Linked DNA regions of Mus musculus: all the other regions are linked to region 4. The links are chromatin loops, found by intact Hi-C in ENCODE. Cell type or tissue: heart. All regions are shown on one strand.

The links. Peaks named below come from ENCODE experiments on the same cell type or tissue, not always from the same donor. Only the 100,000 strongest peaks of a DNase experiment are listed, where the experiment ranks them.
Region 1: it touches region 4 in a loop (2.7-fold over the local background); 14 of 42 quality-filtered maps call a loop at or near these places.
Region 2: it touches region 4 in a loop (2.0-fold over the local background); 10 of 42 quality-filtered maps call a loop at or near these places.
Region 3: it touches region 4 in a loop (2.4-fold over the local background); 5 of 42 quality-filtered maps call a loop at or near these places.

What each region holds. Positions count from the first base shown.
Region 1 is chr16:52,179,738-52,184,737 of GRCm38, reverse strand. Cblb (Casitas B-lineage lymphoma b) reads right to left here. Exons shown (of 18, transcript NM_001033238.1): 14 at 1,380-1,526. Among named protein-coding and RNA genes, the nearest start is that of Gm23513, 77 kb to the right of the region's middle. In heart, a CTCF peak has its summit at 2,468; no DNase peak of the experiment used is centred here.
Region 2 is chr16:52,135,368-52,140,367 of GRCm38, reverse strand. It overlaps Cblb (Casitas B-lineage lymphoma b), which reads right to left. Exons shown (of 18, transcript NM_001033238.1): 6 at 4,488-4,609; 7 at 740-877. Among named protein-coding and RNA genes, the nearest start is that of Gm23513, 33 kb to the right of the region's middle. In heart, a CTCF peak has its summit at 2,276; no DNase peak of the experiment used is centred here.
Region 3 is chr16:52,092,336-52,097,335 of GRCm38, reverse strand. The region is part of intron 3 of Cblb (Casitas B-lineage lymphoma b); the gene reads right to left. Among named protein-coding and RNA genes, the nearest start is that of Gm23513, 10 kb to the left of the region's middle. In heart, no CTCF peak of the experiment used is centred here; DNase peaks (open chromatin) are centred at 1,575 and 2,485; H3K27ac peaks cover 2,984 bases.
Region 4 is chr16:52,028,967-52,033,966 of GRCm38, reverse strand. Cblb (Casitas B-lineage lymphoma b) reads right to left here and starts at 2,418. Exons shown (of 18, transcript NM_001033238.1): 1 at 2,282-2,418; 2 at 777-958. The coding sequence starts at 944. In heart, a CTCF peak has its summit at 1,903; DNase peaks (open chromatin) are centred at 836, 1,956, 2,456 and 2,756; H3K4me3 peaks cover 2,902 bases; H3K27ac peaks cover 2,541 bases.

The sequences.
Region 1 (5,000 bases), 150 kb before region 4:
ATTTAAAAATTACTATACTAAATTAGTAAGAGCCAAAGAAACTGGGATTTGTTCACAGTTTATACTTGATGAGCAAGCGTGACTTTCCCTCAGCTAGCTCAGCGGGCACGTGGCTCTCCCAGGGTAACACTCTCCGTTATCGTCTTTGCAGGAGCACTCATCAGCACGATTAACAAGAGATAGCTGGTTCTTGCTGTAATCAGGGAAAGCGTGGGCTGCAGTGCATCACTTAGCCTGGGTAGTAACTCCGCCCACCAGCATCCCTTTGGAGGCACAACTCTTGGTTTCCAAGAATTTCTTTCTCTACCTCTGTGAGACACCTGGGAAGCGTTTTCAACTCCAAAGATGGAAACTCTACTCATAAAATACTTTAAGTCGACTGAGCTGGCCTCAAGTGGAAGCAGCACACTGAGTAAAGATGGCGTGGATGACTGATGGCCTTGCAGTCTCCTATCTGTCAGTCATCAGGAGGCCCCAGGCAGCTCAGCCACTAACAGTGTCTGAACAGAGCTGAGCAACTTGGAGCCAAGCACAGCTCCAGGAATACTATGCAAGAAGAATGCAGGCCAGAAAATAAGTTCAGAAAATAAAGCTAATAGATTGACATGTCAGTAAGATGCAAATTATATAAATGTTACTGTAACTGTATTAAGTTTCATGCATGCAAAGCCATGATTTTGCTTAGAGACAAACATATTTCAAAACATGTAAGCCATTATCAATAATTCTTATAAAAGTCAATGTGACTGGCACTTTGAAGACCAATAATGCTCCTATTATAATGAGGGGAAAAAGAAAAAGAAAACACAGCAAAATAAAACAACAAAACCCAGTGATCTTTGTATTCTTAGCTCATGCAAGAGAAGGTATTTGCTCAAAAAAGAAGTTAACAGAAGTAACGTTAAGGCTTCCCCCCCATTGTATTATGATTTCAGTAGAAGTATATTACATATCAAGAAGGAAAATGAATATAAATTATTCTAGCCTTCACATTATGAAGAAAAATTCTTAAGCAGGTTGACCTAGTACCTTAATATTAGTTTCTAAGCACTAATATTTCTTCATGATATATATGCTTGGACCTTTTGAAATTCATTAAAATATCTTAGGGGAAATGCATGAATTAATCATCATTATATGTAACGTATAGCTCCTTTTTATTAGATTGTAATTTGGCCTTTTGTGGGGGTGGGGAAGAAGGCAACAAAATCTTTTATGTGGAAGCAATGAAGGAAATATATAGGAACTACAGGCTAGGCAAGGAACAGGATTTTTAACCAATCACATACTATTGAACCGCATAGAAACAACCCCCACGTTTGACAGCATGACGATGCTTATGCCGATGCAGGATGATACAGAGATGCTCATCTTCTTACCGAACAGGAGCTTTGACATTATGGCAATGAGATGGTTGTGAATTCAGGGACACAGGATGGGATGAAGGAATCTTGTATTCATCGTCATCATCTTCTACCGTGTCTCTAGTTTTCTCTGAGAGACAATTTGCTAATGGACCAGTACACCTACCAAGAGGGAAAAGAAAATCCAATCTGGTTTAAGCATCATAAATACCAGAGCAGGAAGGTCTGATGTGACATAGAACAATGAAGAAACTGCTTTGTCACTGGAAGTTTTCAACTGTAAACTGTTCTTACATCCAATAGAAATGGAAGGCCTTGAAATGTTAAGATAAGATATTCATACCTGTGGTTTTTAAGGGTGAACTAAGAAAAAAATGAAAATTACGAAAATGAAAGGGTTTTATAAATAAAGCTTTAACATAAGATGTGTACAATTATTCAAGTCCAAGCTATTAAAATGTTAATTGCTCCCTCCCATGTACTGGAAATCAGCAAAAGTGATAAGGATACACTGAAATCAACTGGAAACAAGAGGTTCTTTAAAGGTTCAAACTGGTCTATGGCTAATACCCATAGTTTTAAAAAAGCCATACATGAGAGAAATTTAACTATCTTGTCAACTTATAACTGTAGTGCTAGAGTTCCTCCCACTGCAACAATTAAGAACGAAACGTGTCCACAATTAGAAGCCGATCATGACAGAAATAAATCTTTGAGATGGATTGTTTTTGTAACTCATGATACCTAAGTGTAATACCTAACTGCAACGAATAAAACACTTAGCGGGATACCGTGGTGGATTTGAGCATTTTACTTGATCATTTGGGAAAATATATAAAATAAAATTGAAAAGTACTCTACTTCCTGTGTGGGTTTTAATTTAACCTTTGCTACTGCCCAAGACAACAGTCCAAAAAAAAAAATGTTAAAATGCAACTTGGCCAACAGGTAGAAAGACAGCTAGTTTGCAAGACACTAGAAAAACTCGGATCCAAGCCACTTTAATTATTATAAACTTCACGGAAAATGTTCCCCCCCCCCCAAAAAAAAAAAAAAAACACAAAACAGTGTAATGTTCCAGCACATTCGGCAGAGGGAGCAGGAGCCCTCTGGTACGTGAGGCAGTCGATGCCTATGTGGCTTTTTGTCTTTTTTCTTTTTCCATTTTCATTTCTTCTCACCACAAAGTTTCATTTTCATTTTGTATTCTTCTCTCCGAGAGCTGAGTGTCCCTGTCTGAACTTCTTGGGACTAAAACATTTTTTCAGATTATTTTTTCCCCTCAAATTTTGGAACAGTTGCAGACTTTACCAGTCGTATCCCTCATGTAATCCTCAAAAAAGCTTTGGATTTTGGAGAACTTTCTATAATGATTTCACTTTTGGGTCAGTGTGGCTGAACACCCGTTATAATAGAAAAAAATGTCAGAGGTGTTTTGTATGTGTGTGTGTGTGTGTGTGTGTGTGTGTGTGTGTGTGTGTGTGTGTGTGCATGTATGTGTGTGCTCATATTTAAAGTTTCAACTGTATTCAGAGATCACGGAAAACCTTCCCTTGGGAGTTTTCAAAAGCTTATACTTTTAGTTTGTCTTTGAAGAAGTTTTCAGTATTGATTTTTAAAGCTCTGTTTGTTAAGAGATACTTCAGGATCCAAATGTCAGTTAATGGTAACCTGAAGCTTTGTTGTAGTAGCAGAGGGGTCTCTACACAGCCCAGAACACAGGCTATGAAATTCATAAACAAACAATAGTGTTATAGTCACTCTAGTTGAATCCTAGAAGACACACCTTGCAACTAAAGGTGACAAAAGTAAAGATGTTTCAAAATGATGACTTGATGGTGTTTTAATATGGTTAGGATAGAAATAACTGTATTTTCTTGCAAACACTAAATTCTTGGAGACAGACATCAATCTCACCAACCTCTGCAAAGACCAGGACGTCTCTATAGGCAGAGGAAGTGGGCCCTGCATGTTCCCATCCTCATCCTGCTCTGCTTCCAGTCTCAGTGAACACCATCTCTATACATACCACTTAAGTAAATACTTCAGAGACAAAAGGGACCTTTGACTTAATATTCAATAACTACATCAAGAGGTGGAAGTTCAAATCTGTCTTACAGGTTACTTCAATAATTTAATGATTTCCAAGAAGCACTTCACTCTGAAGGAAGAATACTTGTTTTTAATTTGCATAACATATAGTATGTATTGGGATGTGTGTGCTCATGCCAAGGTATGGATGGAGGTCAAGGACAACTTGTGGCAATCAGTTCTTACTCTCTCCTATCTTGCCGTTCCCAGGGATTCAACTCAGGTGATCAGACCTTGTAGCAAGAAACCATCTTGTCAGTGCAAGAAATAAACAATTAAAAAAAAAAACAAACAAACCACACCTGTTGTGGTTAGCTCTGGATGCTACCCTTCATTGACAGAAGATCTTGCCTGGCTAAATACCACTCACTCTTTTGTTAGTCAGAGAGCATCTGATGTAAATATGAAAGGCAATAATTATCTATCATTTTATCAAAAACTAAGGGTTCAGTTTTAGAAGCTACTAGTTAGACATTTTATTAGGTTGAATGGATCTTGGTGAGTTATAACTAGAAGTTAAGAAAGCTATGTGCCATTTGTATTGAAATATAAAAAATACATCCTGGTATTTTTTTTAAAGATTTATTTATTGATTATATTTAAGTACACTGCAGCCATCTTCAGACACTCCAGAAGAGGGAGTCAGATCTCGTTACGGATGGTTGTGAGCCACCATGTGGTTGCTGGGATTTGAACTCTGGACCTTTGGAAGAGCAGTCGGGTGCTCTTACCCACTGAGCCATCTCACCAGCCCATCCTGGTATTTTCTACTTATCATTTTAATAAAGTCTTGTAAGAAAGTTCACTATTTTCTCTTAGGTTAATGTTTTAATATTTATTAAAATTTTATCATAAAGAACTTGTAAATAAAAAAGTCAGAGAGATCAAGCTGACCCAAAGTCTATGCATTGTATCCAAACTTTTGTATAGCCTATGAGTCAACAGGTGTCAGCATAACTAGACACAGAGTCACTGTCTGTGTGTATGTTATCTAGATGGTGGACTTAGGGACATGGAGACTCAGTCAGTCACTGGTATATCTTAAGGGAAAGATATTATTTTCATTGTGTTCCTCCAGGGTCCCGGAGGAACAAAGTAGGACAGCTATCTGGCTGGCTCCAAAGGAAAGATACCAAGCCATTTGCATCCATTTACACACATTTACACTGTTATATGACTCCACATTCCTGCTACCTCTTCCATTCTGCTGCTGTTCCTGAGTCATAGCACAGGAGGTACATTTTTCCAGGTTGCAAAACCATTATCCCCTTAACTTGAAACTCATCTGAGCCTTCCTATCCTCATGGTGACTCACTGGCTTGAGTGTGCAGGCACATTCGCCATGTTGAGAAAGAGGTCTATTTCCATCACGGTGATACTTTCTGAGGCCACCTTTCAAAGCTGAAGGTTCACAAACATATTCCTCCCAAGAACTGCCTACTCCCAGAATAACCACAGGGCAGACTGACTGCACATGCCATTACCATTTACTTTGATAATGGACCTCAAATATCACCCTCTTCAAGTGGTTTTCATTCCTAATTG
Region 2 (5,000 bases), 110 kb before region 4:
TAAGGGATTTTCGTTCATAAGTATACTGAAAGTCAAGGTTATTGTCATTAAATGTCATTTTTAGTAAAACATGACCATAATGTTATTGCTGGTATAACTAGTTCAATAAAAGTGACTAGAACTCACAGTTACTCCTTTTGAAAATTTTTTATATTGTAGAGCTTAATAAAAGTTTAAAAGTGCACAGTAATGACTATTTTAACGAAAAAGTCTGCAAAATGTTGATGACAAAAGAAAAACCTTCTTTAAATGAAGTGTCTACAAACAGCATAGTAATCAATATTAGAAAATTCTGCTAGACAAGGAGAAAATTGGAGTTATAGGACAGAATATTCTCACACAGTAACAAACAGAGCAAAGAGTTTCTTTGACTTAGGAAGGAAAAAAATCTAGTACTCCACACAAAAGGCAGCCTCAATTTAGCTTTACACAAAATAACAGAAATGAAGTACTCTGAAGTAGTAATAGTTTATACACATATTTTAAGAGTGCCTTTATGTTTTAGTAATGCTTTCTGATGCTGGGATGTGTCTGCTCTATGTAATTATGGTCATAAAATTGCAGCTTAGGCATGAGCAACACACTGAAGGCACCACTATTGCTATTGGTTCGTCTTAAGGTAAACCGCAAACTATGAGATCATTAGCCTTACTCGCCTGCTCTATGCCCATGGTATGCTCTATGCCCAGACAGTTTCTAGTTATGAAATTTGCAAGTTGAAAGAATTGCTCATACTTACAAGCCTTCCCTGCTACCATCAATCAGGGCTTGGAACAGGGGCTTGTTATGAGGTATGGTCTGTAGGATATTGCCGTCCCCAGTCACATAGCCAATGGCCCATTGTCCCAGCCGAGTGCAGCTTAACCGGAAAATGTAACTACGAAACATGGTAAAAAGATGTTCGTTCAAACTCAAGGAGGCATGCCAACCAGTAAACAGTTTGTTAATATTTTGTCTTCTTGAGCAGCATCATTTAGAATTCCTGATAGAAATTTCAATCCTTTTCCACAATCTAACACTACTGTACCTTAGTGTTATCAATCTGTGTAAGAAACACTGATAATAATTCTTGTTCATTTAAGTATCTCCAGAGTTCTATTTAAAATAAATGAGGCTGGAAACTACCAAGAGATTTATTACCGCCCTCAAAGAGATGTGTGGGGATGTGGCTGCTGTGATAGAGCTGTGACATAAATCATCTTTGGAGAAGGATAAAATGAAGCAAATAGCTAAATAATTAATTTATCCACCATGGAAACTGAAACAGGAATTCAATATATTACTTTACCATTTAGGCATTAAAATTTGGTCATAGACTTGTTTAATGTTTTCTTGCAAGCCTTTCAGTGATTCATCTTTAAACAAATTTCAAAGGAGCTGAACTATATCAATTACAAAGCACATGTGATACATTCATAGCTTCTACACAACCTGCCATTCAAATATTTTCCAAAGGCAGCGAACATAATTCAAACACCGGTCATTCAAATGAGTGATAAATCTCTTAAATTAATTTCCAATAAAGGGAGATACTGGCGTTGATTTAAATCCATCATCATTTATTTATTTCAGTACATTATCCCACTTTGTAGGATTGAATGCCACTCAATCTTGCCATCAAGATATTGGGATCTGGACTATACAATCTGTCCGTCAATCAGACCAAAAGTCATCTTAAGACCTACTGGCTATATTTAAGTTGTTATATGAATGCATACATCAGGGGGAAAAGCAAGAAAAGTTTCTCATGTTTTAGTTATTGATAAATAGAGTGCACTAAAAAAAACTTCACATGCTGCTATAGTTTATCATACAGGATGGTTTGTTGCTACATTTAATAACCTCATATGGTGAAGGGTACAATTACATGTCAGTTAACAAGAAAATCAGGCTTTGAACAAAAAGGGAGTTTGTTCAAAGAGTTCTCAGAAGGGGATTTTCAAATTAGTATAAACTGATGCCCCTAAGTGACCCTAATGATAAAGTATTTACATATAAATTACTAATACTATTAATCAGAAACAGGAAAATATTTCCACTCAAATCAGACAAATGCTACATAATGAAAATTGTTCTCAGATAATATAGAGTGTCTAATTATAATTTGGAAGATCACTTGTTACATTAAGGAATGAACTGGAGAAATGGCCCAGCAGTTAAGGACACTTGCTGTTCTTGAAGAGGACCTAGGCTTGGCTCTCAGCAACCACACCAAGGTGTTTTACATCCCGTGCAACTCCAGTTCCAGGATATGTGATCCCCTCTCTGACCTCTAGGGAGACCTGCATCACACTGTGTTCATACCTAACACTCAGTAAATCATTCTTCCCAATTAGAAAAACTTACTAAAAAGTGCACATAATACTTTCAAATAAAGAACAAAATGTAGAAATCTCAGAGATGGTGGGGCCTATGTATTTTAGAAAACACGTTGAATGTGATGCTAAAAGAAAATTCAAAAATTCACCACTTAATATTTATATATTACATATAGTATGATATGTATCATATTACACATTTTATTTATTTATTTATTTTTTAAAGTGATTGCCTATTTATGCATCTTGAATATTTGTGAAATTCCTGCATTGTTTCATGATGGCATTTCTAAAACCAGTCATTACTGAGGAGTTCAAGCCCTCCCTACAAAGTGTGCCATTAGTAACACATTGTGAGGGCCACAGATGACACTTAAGAGCGATTTATTTCTCTCAGCATTCTGCTCGATTCCATTTGCCCAACACTGTTTAAGTCATTGGCTGCTGACCCCTGCGGGTCTCACCTCCCTTAGGAAGAAGTAAAGTTACTTTCAGCTGTTGTACCTTGTTCTGCAAACTGGTGTGATTAACATAATCTGATAGATCTGTGTCATAACGTAGCTCATGGTTGAAAGCCACCCTTAATACTAAAAGGCACGAAAAGATGATTTTCTTAGATTCCCACTTCTTTGGAAGGGTGCTGAATATCAAATGCAGGCCCTTCTGCATGCTCAGTAAACATTCTTTTAGGGCAAAAAGCTAATGATTTATTAGTCTTATATTTATTTATATATAATATATAGTATGATATATATCATATTACATATTTCATTTTATTTATTTATTTATTTATGACAGATAAATCACTACTGAAGGAACCACAGTGTCCTTGGAATGGAATTAAATGTTTTATTTTTAAATGTGAGGCCAGAGGACAAATACTTTTGACGAGAAAGGGCTGCTTAGATGGATATTTTACAAAGCGAGTGAATATCTGTTCATAAGGAGGTTTTCTATGTATTTTAAATAGTAAAAGCACACTGCACGTACTATAATTTGCTTTCTAGTATTGGTTTCATTGAATGAACTTTGAATGAAGCAAAATGATTCATCTAAACTTTGGAAAATACGAAAGTTAACTGACCACTGCTCTGGGTCAGCAGAGTCATGTCTGTAGGTTTTACAGAGAGGGCGTCAATTGGACTCTGACTTTTTTTCATACCACTAGCTTCTTTAAATATGTCATATTAAATCTTTAGGAACATGAGCATTTTCATTATCAGAGAAGGAATTAAAACTCTTGGCTTTGACTTGAGAAAACTGTGTCAAAGGCCAAGCTTAATTATTCTAAGTCAAATAAAGATGACTAGCAGAAATATAGACTTAAAAAAAGAAAACATTTTCTCATAGAAATGGAACAGTCTAATGGTACAGTGACCAACTCTAAAACGTAAAGTCTTCCAGGGAGTATCTCTGATGTCACTGATATTGTCCCCAGGACTATGCTTAGGTATTATTGACTATTTCTTAGATGTCATTGATTGTGTGCCTAACACATATTTAGGTGACACATGTGTGAACATCCTCTGAGCTGAGAAAGATAGATTTTTCCAGTCTCTTATTTGCCCGTGAGGAATGATTTCTTGGACGATGCCAGCAGAACTGACTAGAAACCAAGCCCTCTGATAGTCACTTGGGTTAGTAACTTGAAAAGCAAAACATAACACTTTGAAGATGTAAAGAAGTGGGTCATGCCAAACTGACAAGGGCATGGGAGTAGTTTGGAATGTAATCATAAATTCATATACTTTTATGTACTTATCTGAATATTCTGTTTAATCAGAGCTGCTACCTGAAACTACTCAACACTGTGCTAAAATAATGCACACATAAGTAAACTACTTACTTTTGTCTTAAGTACAATACTCAAGGGTTCAATTATACATACGTAAGTTTGAGCAGGAACACTGTGTACCCAACAAAACTACTGTGAAAACATCCCAGACAGATTTGAGAAAGAGAACTGAGGATTACAGAATCTTTAAACTTATTAAGCTCCTGACTTTTGACAATGTTAAAAGTCAACTTAAGGGCTCAATTAATATGCACCCTCTCAGTCAGTCTTCCTGCTTTCCCTACTACCTTGCCTTTGGAGGCTATGGGTAATTCTCAGAGCTGGGAACAGCAGGGCGTTTTCTCCTTAAGCAGATCGTCCAGATTAGTGCTTACCTTCCAGGCTTGGTGCTGTATTTCTGTAGCCGAGCTTTAACTTCATCATACGTGAGAAATGCCATGTATCCCGGGTGAGTCACAGCCAAGAAGTTCCAATTCCGTAAAATAGAGCCCCAGGGCTAAACACATAAATAAATGGAAAGCAATTACCCAGAGAACACACGCCGATGACACTGTTTCTCATGCTTAGGGAAAGAAAGGCTCTTTGATAATTTTTAAGTAAATATAAGTATTAGATCAACCTTTGTAAACAATGACAAATAGGCAATTGCTTTTTGGTTTTAAAGAAACATGTTTAAATAGAAAACATATTTCTTTGGAGTACAACAGAGAGGGCAAAAGGAAAACCAAGTAGACAGCCAATAGAGAATTTGTGATCACTACGAAATGAAAGATTGACCAACTGGCCTTCAGGTTGGATCCTTGGCTGTTTTTCTACATGTTGGCAGCACTGTTACTTGGCTTTTCTTGGTGTAGCCCCAATGGCCTTTCTACCAGTCTCAAATACAA
Region 3 (5,000 bases), 63 kb before region 4:
CTGTGGTTGAATTAGAGAAAGGCTGGAAGACTCCGAGGAGGAAGTTTACCCCATAGGAAGACCAGCAGTCTCAACTAATCAGTATCTCTCAGATACTGAGCCACCAACCAGGCAGCATACACTAGCTGGCCCAATGCCCCTGACACATATACAGCGGAGAACTGCCTGGTCTGGCCTCAGTAAGGGAAGACATGCCTAGCCCTTGAGAGATTTGGGGACCCAGGAAATGAGGAGACCTGGTGGGGTGTGGGGGAATGTGGGGGTGTGGGGACATCGTCTTGGAGATGGGCGAGGAGGAATGAGATGAGGAACTGTTGGAGGGTGGCAGAACGGGAGAGGAACAGAGACTAGACTATGAGGAAATATTAAATGTAATAGTAATAATAAATAATAAATATTCTCCCCACCTCAACACAGGCTTATGCTTCCTTGTCTAAAATCTTACCTTAGAAAAATGTCAGTTCTCTGTACATTCAGACTGGTGAACCATGCTTAGAAATTGTGATCTATGAACATGGAAGGCCACTCACCCTGGATCCCTTTATTCATTCAATAGATATTCGTTGAGAACTTGCTGGAGCCTGTTTCTACTCTACACCACTGCCACAGAGGGTGAAAGCTACCAGTCTCCCTGCTGACTGATCTACAGTCTAATAACTACTGGGAGAGCAAAACATACAACTCCGACTCACTGGGCTGCAGTTAGGGTGCTTCTGGACTACAGGAGGTCAAGGAGAGCCTGCTGCGCCCTGAAGCCTTTCTGACAGGGTTAGGAAGGCAGAAGAGAGGGAGAACATGACACATGAAAGCTGACAGTTCAGCAAAGAGAAAAAGCTTGCAGGAGTAGATGAGGCTGAGGATACAGCAGGTTTTGGAGCAGAAGTGACAGGCATGAAGGGACAAGGCTGGTAAAGCAGGAAGACCACACAACAGAAATAAAGTCATCTCTCCACCCAGGCCTGTCCATCTTCTCACCCAACAGTAGCTTGGAGCATCATCTGCAAATGTCACTGGGATTCCAGCAGTGAGGCGTGCATGGTCAGGGGCTAAGAAGGGACTTGCAGAAATTACTTCCATCCATTGTTTCACAACTAAGACCTTAATGACAAGGAACCCTTGGATCTTTATGCACACCTACCAACTTTGTTGAAGAAGCTTTCTAAAGTTTTAGATTGTAGATGGATTTTGAGGGGGAACACAAAGCAAACCTCCGTGTCTCTGCTAGAACTCATTCTACAGTTAACAGACCAAGAAAGCAAGCAGATGAAAACAGTAACACACAGAGAGAGGCACACAGAGCAGGTGTTCTGCCTTGAAGACGTTCAGCCCAAGGTGTTATCACCATCTTAAAGAGCCTGAGATAACACCACCACCACCCCATTCCCAATATACTTCTGAAAAGATGTGTCTTCATTTCAGATACCACAGTAATTCTCTCAGTTCCAGTTATGAGTCAACAGACAAACATCTAGTGTGGTGAAGAAATCCTTTTCTTCATGACTGAAAATAGAATACTCGGCTGAACACAATCAAGTGCAAACACACAAGAGCAGCCTATCACGTACCCTTGGAGAGGCTCCAGGCAGGGAATGTCTTCTAAGCTCTCAAGTACACACCCAGCCTAACTCTCTAAGTTATGGTCTAGATTGTTCTTTAAAAAACAGAATGTAGCTGAGTATTGTAGTGTTTCACTAAGAGTTTTGTGTCTCCTATATACAGTTCTTGTGTCACTCTATAGCACAAAACTCCAATTTCTAGACGGCTGTTGATTGTCTTGTATGGAAGTGTAGTGCTGGCATGCGCCTGCACTAGTGTGCAACCAGAAAGGACAGGAAGTGTGCTTGTTGCATCTAAATTTTCCTCACCAAGGTCGAGCTTCATCAGTGTTCTTCCAATAAGACAACTAATGCTTACCACAGAGAATGACATATGTCATCATTTAGAAACCATTGTACACCAAGGGAGAAAGAAGGGACGCTAAACACTGCAGTGTGGATATTGCTTCAATAAATGTCTGACAATACTGCTCAACACTGGGTGCCCAGGCCAGCAATATCCCCAGCAGTTCAGAGCTACAGACATGCAGAGTCTGAGGCCCCACCTCAAAGCTACTAAGTCAGGGCGCGGATTTAATACGATAAGTCTGACATCGGAAAAATCACTGGTTAGACAGGAAGTCAAAAGAATTTACAATTTTCACTTAAATCTTTCATTTTCTATCATTCTTCTTGTAAGACTGCATATAAAGTAGCCTCAGGTCTAAGACCCTGAAGATATGTGAGAGGTTTCATTTGGCCCTCCTTCACTCCACAGCTATCAGCCCCTTGGTGACACGGCCAGCAGGCTAGAAGCCCAATCACATCACCCGTGGGCGGTAACACGGTTGTTCTACAGTGTGTTAGTTTCAACTTGGGACTTCAAGGGCAAGGCTTACAGAACTTTCATTTGTCACCCCTCTTGCTCAATCGCCAGAGAGACTCACCACAGGACTTGAAGGCCTTGTCCTGGGACAGTCTGTACTTTTTACTTTTGTAAATACCAGCATCAGATGGCTGATCCCCAAATCACCACACCCCAGTTTAATCCTGTAAGTCTCTGCTGGGTGATACTTCAGAACCTTCTGATAAAATACCATTGTGGGATGTCAGAGAAAGGACTGGGAAATGTCTAGCTTCTCTCCGACTGGCAGAGGGCATGCATTCCTGCTCTGGGGTTCCTGTGGCTCACCTACAGCTTTCTGAGGAAGGAGCAAATTCTCAATCAGCTCCATCACTTTCCATTACCATTTCAGATGCCTAAGTGCAAGGGATCCACCCAGTATGGCTGTTCCTAACCTTAGCCTTGCCAAAGAAGGAAAACAAGTGACATGTGGCAATGATACATGAAAACTGTCACCTGTAAATGCACACCTACTTTCTTTCCTAGACTTGACTGTTCCCACTATTATATTCCTTCTAGCTTAGTAATAAAGGGAACTTGGCAAGTTCCCCTGTCCCTGCTTACCCCTTCCAACAAATGTCCTGGGAAAATGTCAATCAAGCTCTGCTACCGTACTTTGTCCGGAGGACAATAATCAAGAGAAAGACGTTAGTGTAGCCTATGGTGGAGTGGGGGACACACAAGAGTCAAAAGAGACAAGAGAGTAGCAGAATTTGAAATCAGCTGCTAAGAAATCCTAAGGGAGGTGCCAGTCCATTTTACAGCTAAAAGAGAGAATGTGAAAGGCAGGAAGACATTCTTGGTAGAGCTAGCTTAGAGCAATAAATCAAGGGTAAAACTAACTAAGCCTCCGCCAGTCAGCCGTGCAGGAAGCACAGCTAGGAATATAAAGCAACTGGTGAAGTCTTCTATAAACCACTGGGTCCAGATGCTTTTATTTACAGGACTCTCAAATGCTCAACAATGGAAATAAGGGAAAGTGACACAGGAGTCCTGTTTATTTCTCCATCAAACACGTGAGCATGGGACCTATAATCTCTTTGTCACTACAGAATGCTTTCATGCTGCAAGAACAAGGCTAGAGGCTGCAGGGGAAGAATGTGTGCCTTAACTGAGGAGAGATTCAGCCTCACAGAAGACTCTCCGATGCCCGTTCTATCCACCAGTGCCAGTCCTGGGCACAGGCAAGCCCTGGGTGGGTTCCCAAGTGTCCAGCAGAGCTCTGGTGTACTTCCACAGTCGTGGAATCCAGTTAGGTACAAACACAAGTTCAGAGAAAGAGCTGAAAGAAAAATGTCAAAGTCAGCTCCACCACACCCAAATTAAGTATGCCCTGCTAGCAACTGGTTGCTATTTCCCTATGAAACAGCAGCTCATGACTTTTCAACTTGGCAACCGACCTGTTAGATGTCAGAAAAGGTCACAATGGGGTACACGTGCAGAACTGAAGAGTGAGACTTGTAAGAAAGCACACATCTAACTCATTAGGCATTTAACACAAAACACACACTTGTGGGGAGATTAAATTGTAAGTTGCCAAAGTATTTGAATTTACTGTGGGTTTTGTTTTTGATCAATTTTGAATATGATGTAAAACTTCTAGCAATGTTAGTAGAACAATCATTATTTTAACAGAGTGCCACATTAATTAACTTCTTACCAGAAGTCAGACTTGCTAACTGAATACCTCAAATATCCAAAAATCCTTGCTGGGAAGTTATATTCCTTCAGAGATTGCAGATATTTACAAATTCTTTTGCAATCTTCTGTCAGGACACTTTTAGTTTCAAAGCTGTAGACAGAAGTAACCTCAGAAGTAATTTGCTTCTATTTTCATAGTATAGACGTACAGCTGTAAACTCAGAAATTCTGTGACTGGTCAACACAATGTCCCTAAACAGCTGAAGACTAGCACGGACTGGATGAGCCTCCAGGTGCACTGAGGTCACACTTACTCTGCTATTGTTTCCTGGCAAAAGGAAAATGCTTTCTTGTGAGCTAGCCTATTAAAAAGACACAACTCATTTTTTAAGTGCTCAAATTGTTAGAAGCAGGCATCATGTACACATATGACGATGTATTTAAAATATGTGTATATTCTATTGAACAAGAATGCATACATGTGCATCCATGTTCCACAGCCCAGCAATCTTACTCAGAGATAGATAGATAGATAGATAGATAGATAGATAGATAGATAGATAGATAGATAGATAGAAAGAAAGAAAGAAAGAAAGATAGATAGATAGATAGATAGATAGATAGATAGATAGATAGATAGACAGACAGACGGATATCCATCATAAATATGTGTGCGTTCATCAAAAAAAATAAAACCAACAAAAAACAAACAAACAAAAACCACACAAGCACATTGATAACACTACCCAAGACCAATGTCTATCAACAGCACAGAGAAACCGAATGTGGCAGAATTCTGCATAGTATCAAAGGTGAGCCAACTGCAACCAATGACATGCTGCAGCAAAGAAAGCATCTCATAAACAATGCTCAGCAAGGTCTCAGAGAGGGGAGACAGACGGATCCATTTTTCTCTTTCA
Region 4 (5,000 bases):
CTTCCTGTGAAACTAGAGCTCATCTAAAAGCAACAAAAAAAAAAAAAAAAAAAAAAAAACCACAGAAGTTTCTGACACTCTCAGCCCCACACAGCCTCCAGCATACATTTTCCTTTCACAATAAACAACGCACAACCAAAAAGGTTCCCTGTTTCAAAATGGAATCATAGATGAAAGAAACTGTACCGATGTCCTGAACAGTAAAGACTATATATATATATATATATATATATACATACATATATATGTATACATATATATGTATATATGTATATATTTTCTTAATAAAGATGAGTTTACAGGGATAAAAATCAAACTCTTCAATACTGAATCCTCCCTGGAGTTCTGGTTCTTTCCCCAGTAAAGGTTTCAACATCACCCATGTGCTTGTCCTAAGTGTGCTCCAGCAGAGCCTATTGTTCACTTGTTAGCCTTATATTATCTAGTAGCAAGGCAACTCCACATAAGACTAAGCAAACTTCCAAACCATACTATACACCCAGCAAAAGTAGCCAATGGTATAAACTGCATATTGGAGTAATACCCAGGGGCTCTGGAACTTGAAAAGCAAGATAATAAGTTAGAAAGAGTAATAAAAAAATAAAAGTCTTTCCTCTGAATTCAACTTTTGCAAACACAGAGTTGAAGAAAAATGGCCCAACCTAAATACAAAGCTCATCACCATAATAGTGATTATTAGCCATACATATAAATAAAACCCGAAGAAATCGCATTCAGGGTGCTGAGGGCCGTGTACACACACTGACTGAACTCACCACTTTGTCCATGAGTTTCCAAGTCTTCTCCACAGTCCTGCGGTCAGCTGCAGCTTGCTTTGGGGGTCCGACTGCATCCTGAATAGCATCAATAATCCCCAAAATGCGACCTTTGCGGGGGTTTCCTCCTCGACCACCAGGATTTCTGCCATTCATAGAATTTGCCATCTGGAATCTTAGTCCTTTTTGCAAGATAGAATTTCAAGAGAGGAAAAGTTAGCTGGATATGAAAGTATTTCCCCAACAGGAACCTGAACTGAACAGGCTCACTTGTACCCATTAATGATATTCTCCGCTGTCTCTGTGACAAAGCCCAGGGTCCCAGATTCAACTTTTTAGTAACCCTGAGTAAGGGCATCCTCCAAGTTAGGAGCCATGACACAAGATTTGCTCTTACAATACTAAAAGTTAAAGATGCATCCTCTGCCCGTGTTCTATGAAGCTACAGCTCAACATCATCAACAAAACAACTTTTAACAGGTAAGAACACAATGTCGTCCCCCCCCCCCCTTCTGCTGTAATCCAGATTCGAAATACTAGAGCTGCAACTCCTAAAATTCACGTTGGGAGCCTCACTTCAGTAGCCTCCTTCACGCTGTTTGATTTCGCCAAGTTATTACATAAATGCAAAGTACTCCACACACGCAAAAGGGACACGTCTCTTGTCAACAAAGGCGGAGGACTTGGATACCCCCCCCGCGCGCCCCGCGCGCGCGCGTCCCCTCTCCATTCCCCCAACACCCCCCCCCCCCGCAAAAGCCAGCAGCTGCGGACACACAAATAGTTCTTTAAAGCAGTGAGGTGAGTAGTTTTTCCCTAGAGCCAAATAAACAAACCAACAAGCAACCCCTTCTTAAAAAGCGGTGAGAACCCGGCAAGGGCGGGCACGCACCGCGGAGTTCACTTCTCCGGTGGTCCCTCTTCTGCCTACCCGGTATCAAGTGGTCCAAAGCTTTGTTTCAGAACGTCTGTACCCTTTCCAGGCTCGGGCCTCTAGCCCGCCACTCAGGGGTCTGGGAAAGAGACGAGGAACTCAGCAAAGATAAAGTAGCCCTAGACCCCGTCCTGGCTTCCCAATCCCACAGCCTGCCCGATCTAGCGCCAGTAGCACGCACCTCCCACCGGCGGCGATCAGCCAGAGTCCGCTCCCTCCCGGGCCCCGGGCCAGCCAGGGACTGCTGTTTAAATCCCCACTTGGCTCAGGCCCGCAGCGGCGACAGCAGCTGGAAGCTAGGGCTGTCCCCTCTCCCTGATGGCCCGCGCCCAGCTGCAGGGCCCCCGAGCCAGCAAGAGACGTCCAACCCCGGGATGACCCATTCCTTCCTCTACTCGGGTCACCGCGGCCGTCCCGAGCCACGCGTGATCGCGGGTCCCACTCCACACACACACGCTGCCCTGGCTGGGGTGGCTCGGGTGGGGACTCTGTGGAATCGCCCTAGGAGAGCGCTCCGGGGAAGGAGCCACCGAGATCTAGGAACACCGAGACGCGGGGACGCGGCAATTACCGTGCAAAAAGCTCCACGCCCGCCCGGCAGTCCCGCGCCACACTCGGGAGGCCGCCGCAGCGCCCGCCGGAGGAGGAGACCACTCACTGGCCACCCCACCCCTGAGCCATCCCCGGAGACCAAGGCGTGGGGCGGAGCTAAGGCGGAGCCTTGAGTCTTCGAACCAATCCTGAGAGGCTGCTTTCTGCCAGACAGCGGGCGGAGCCAATGGGCGGGACGAGACGCTCCTCCCGCGCTACCCCCCAGTCCACGTCCTCCACGGTACACAATGGCCCCAGAGGAAGGCCCACTCCACTGCGTCCCACTTGGAGAAGAACTCGTTGGGAAATGGACCTAGGCTAGCCTGGAACAAAAGTGGAACGAGGAAAGGAACTGAAAAAGTAGCAGCAAGGCGCCGGGGAGCTAACCAATGAGGGGTGCGCAGGTGGGCGTGAGCGCCCCGAGCGGGAGTCTAAGCCAACTGGGGCTAAAAGGCGGGACTTCCTGCCTCACTCACCTTCCTAGTCTTTGTTTCATAGCAACAGAGTAGAGGCTGCCAGGGTGGTGCTGCTTTTCAGCTCTGGGCGGGTCCCAGGCTTAAGAAATTCATCTCCCTAGGGCTGCCAAACTGCTACCCAGGAGAGCAGCCAAATAGGTCCAAGACCATGTTTCTTGTTGACTGTCAAATAAAGAGCAGCAGTCCCATAGCTCCTAAGATGAAGGTTACCCTCACATAGAGTAGGCTAGGAGTAAAACCCGAGTGCCAACTAAAACTTCCTAAATTTCTGAAATGTTTCCCTTTTACTATTAGTTCTAGAAGGATTCCAGATCAAACATCAGGCTGATGAGAAAGCAAATACTTGACAACTCTCAGCTAAATAGTCTCTGTAAATCGTCCCAGGACAGTAAAAACTCCACACAATGGGGATTACTAATCTGTTTGACACCTTTATATTCCAAACAAGTTTTCCCCTGGATTCCAGTAAAGAACTCTGCTGTTGGATTTTTGCCAGAGTCACTTTTCTTCTATGTAGATGAATCTTCATTTTAATGACAACCCTGTTTCTGCCATCCTCTTCCAGTGTTCGTCTCTTTCTGGGCTCCGTCCTTGATAGCCGTGTAAAAGAAAACAGTCTGGTAACGCTTACAGTGAAATGCCAGGGCCCTTCTGTCATCAGAATCACACATTAGACAAGTTCCATGATTCTCTCTATTTGGTTCACCATGCTCGTACCATTTGCCCCAGGTTTACATACCTGGGAGTGATTTCCTCTGTCATTGGTAGTATGGATACACCTCACACCTTGAGCTCCTGGGTGTAATACTTTGCACTTTTTAAAAATGTCATACGTGCATACATGCATAAGCATACATATGTACATACATACATACATACATATAAGCATTTTCTAACCAACTATCCTGATAAATGTGTCTCAGTGGTTCTGCCAATCCCTAATAAGTATTTTAGTGCTACAATTATTACTGTGAAGGCTCCTGAGTGGTCATAGAATGTCCTGCAATCCTAAATTCAGATTGTTATGATTTTCATGTAATGGAAACAACCAAAATGTGACCCTTTAGGCAATCAGGCAGTAAAGTACAAGTCTGGAAGTAATATTTTCTTTCATTATTTCTGTACTAATAATTAAAAAGTAGTTTCTTGTTTTATATATGTAGATGGTGCAGGCTTCTCCATAGCCCCTCCATATCTCCCTTATTGCTTGTAACAGTAGCTATGGTTGCTAAGTGGAGACAGTATTTAAAAAGAACTCTGTGGTTACATCCTCTATGTGTATAAAATGCACCTTTAAAGTCAATTCCAAAAGAAACTGGCACTATGTGTAGAAGATTTTGCTATGCCCAACCTTATACTGTATAATTAAATGTGTTGCTTATCTTCATATTTGAATAAATGTAAAATGGAACAAAATACATATACAATACAGTTCCTTTTGAACTGCAGTTTGCTGAAGGCAATGACACTAAAAAAATAGAATGGCCTGCGGAGCAAAGTGCATCATGGAGATACAGTGACAAGCCTCATTATGTTCTGCTCCTCTGCTCTGGCTGGGACACAGGTATAACAAATATCTCTGGGGCTGCCAAACTTTTCTAACCAAAGCAACTAAAAACTGGTCTAAGATAGTGTTTATGTAGGCTGACAAAAATAAAAATCTGTTAGTTGAGGTTCTCTAAAGGAGCAGAAGTGATAAGATATATGTGTGTGTGTGTGTGTGTGTGTGTGTGTGTGTGTGTGTGTGTGTGTATTATAATATATAACACAACATACATATATGTAAAAGGCTATTTATTAGACTGACTCACATTATGTGGTCTGGGTAGTCAGACAAATTCTTTCTCACACTCAGAGGCTGAGAATCCAAGAGTTTCTCAGCCCACAAGGCTGATGTCTCATTAATCCCAATCTGGTGCTAAAGGTCTGACAGTTCCTGGAGAGCTGCTGTTAGGCAATCTGTGTTAGAAAATGGAGGAAGCTGGCTCTGATGTTAGAAAAGGGGTGCTGCAGCAACAGACTGGAGGACCCACCAGCAAGAATAAAGGCCTATGTGCAAAAAGCAAAGTTTTTAACAGCCTACACGTAGGATGGTTCCTCCCACTTCAAATAGTCTAATGAGAAAAATACCTCACAGGATGGAGAGATGGCGCAACGGTTAAGAGCACTTGTTCTTGCAGAGGATTTTGGTTCAGTTCTAGGCACTCACGTGGTAGCTTACAA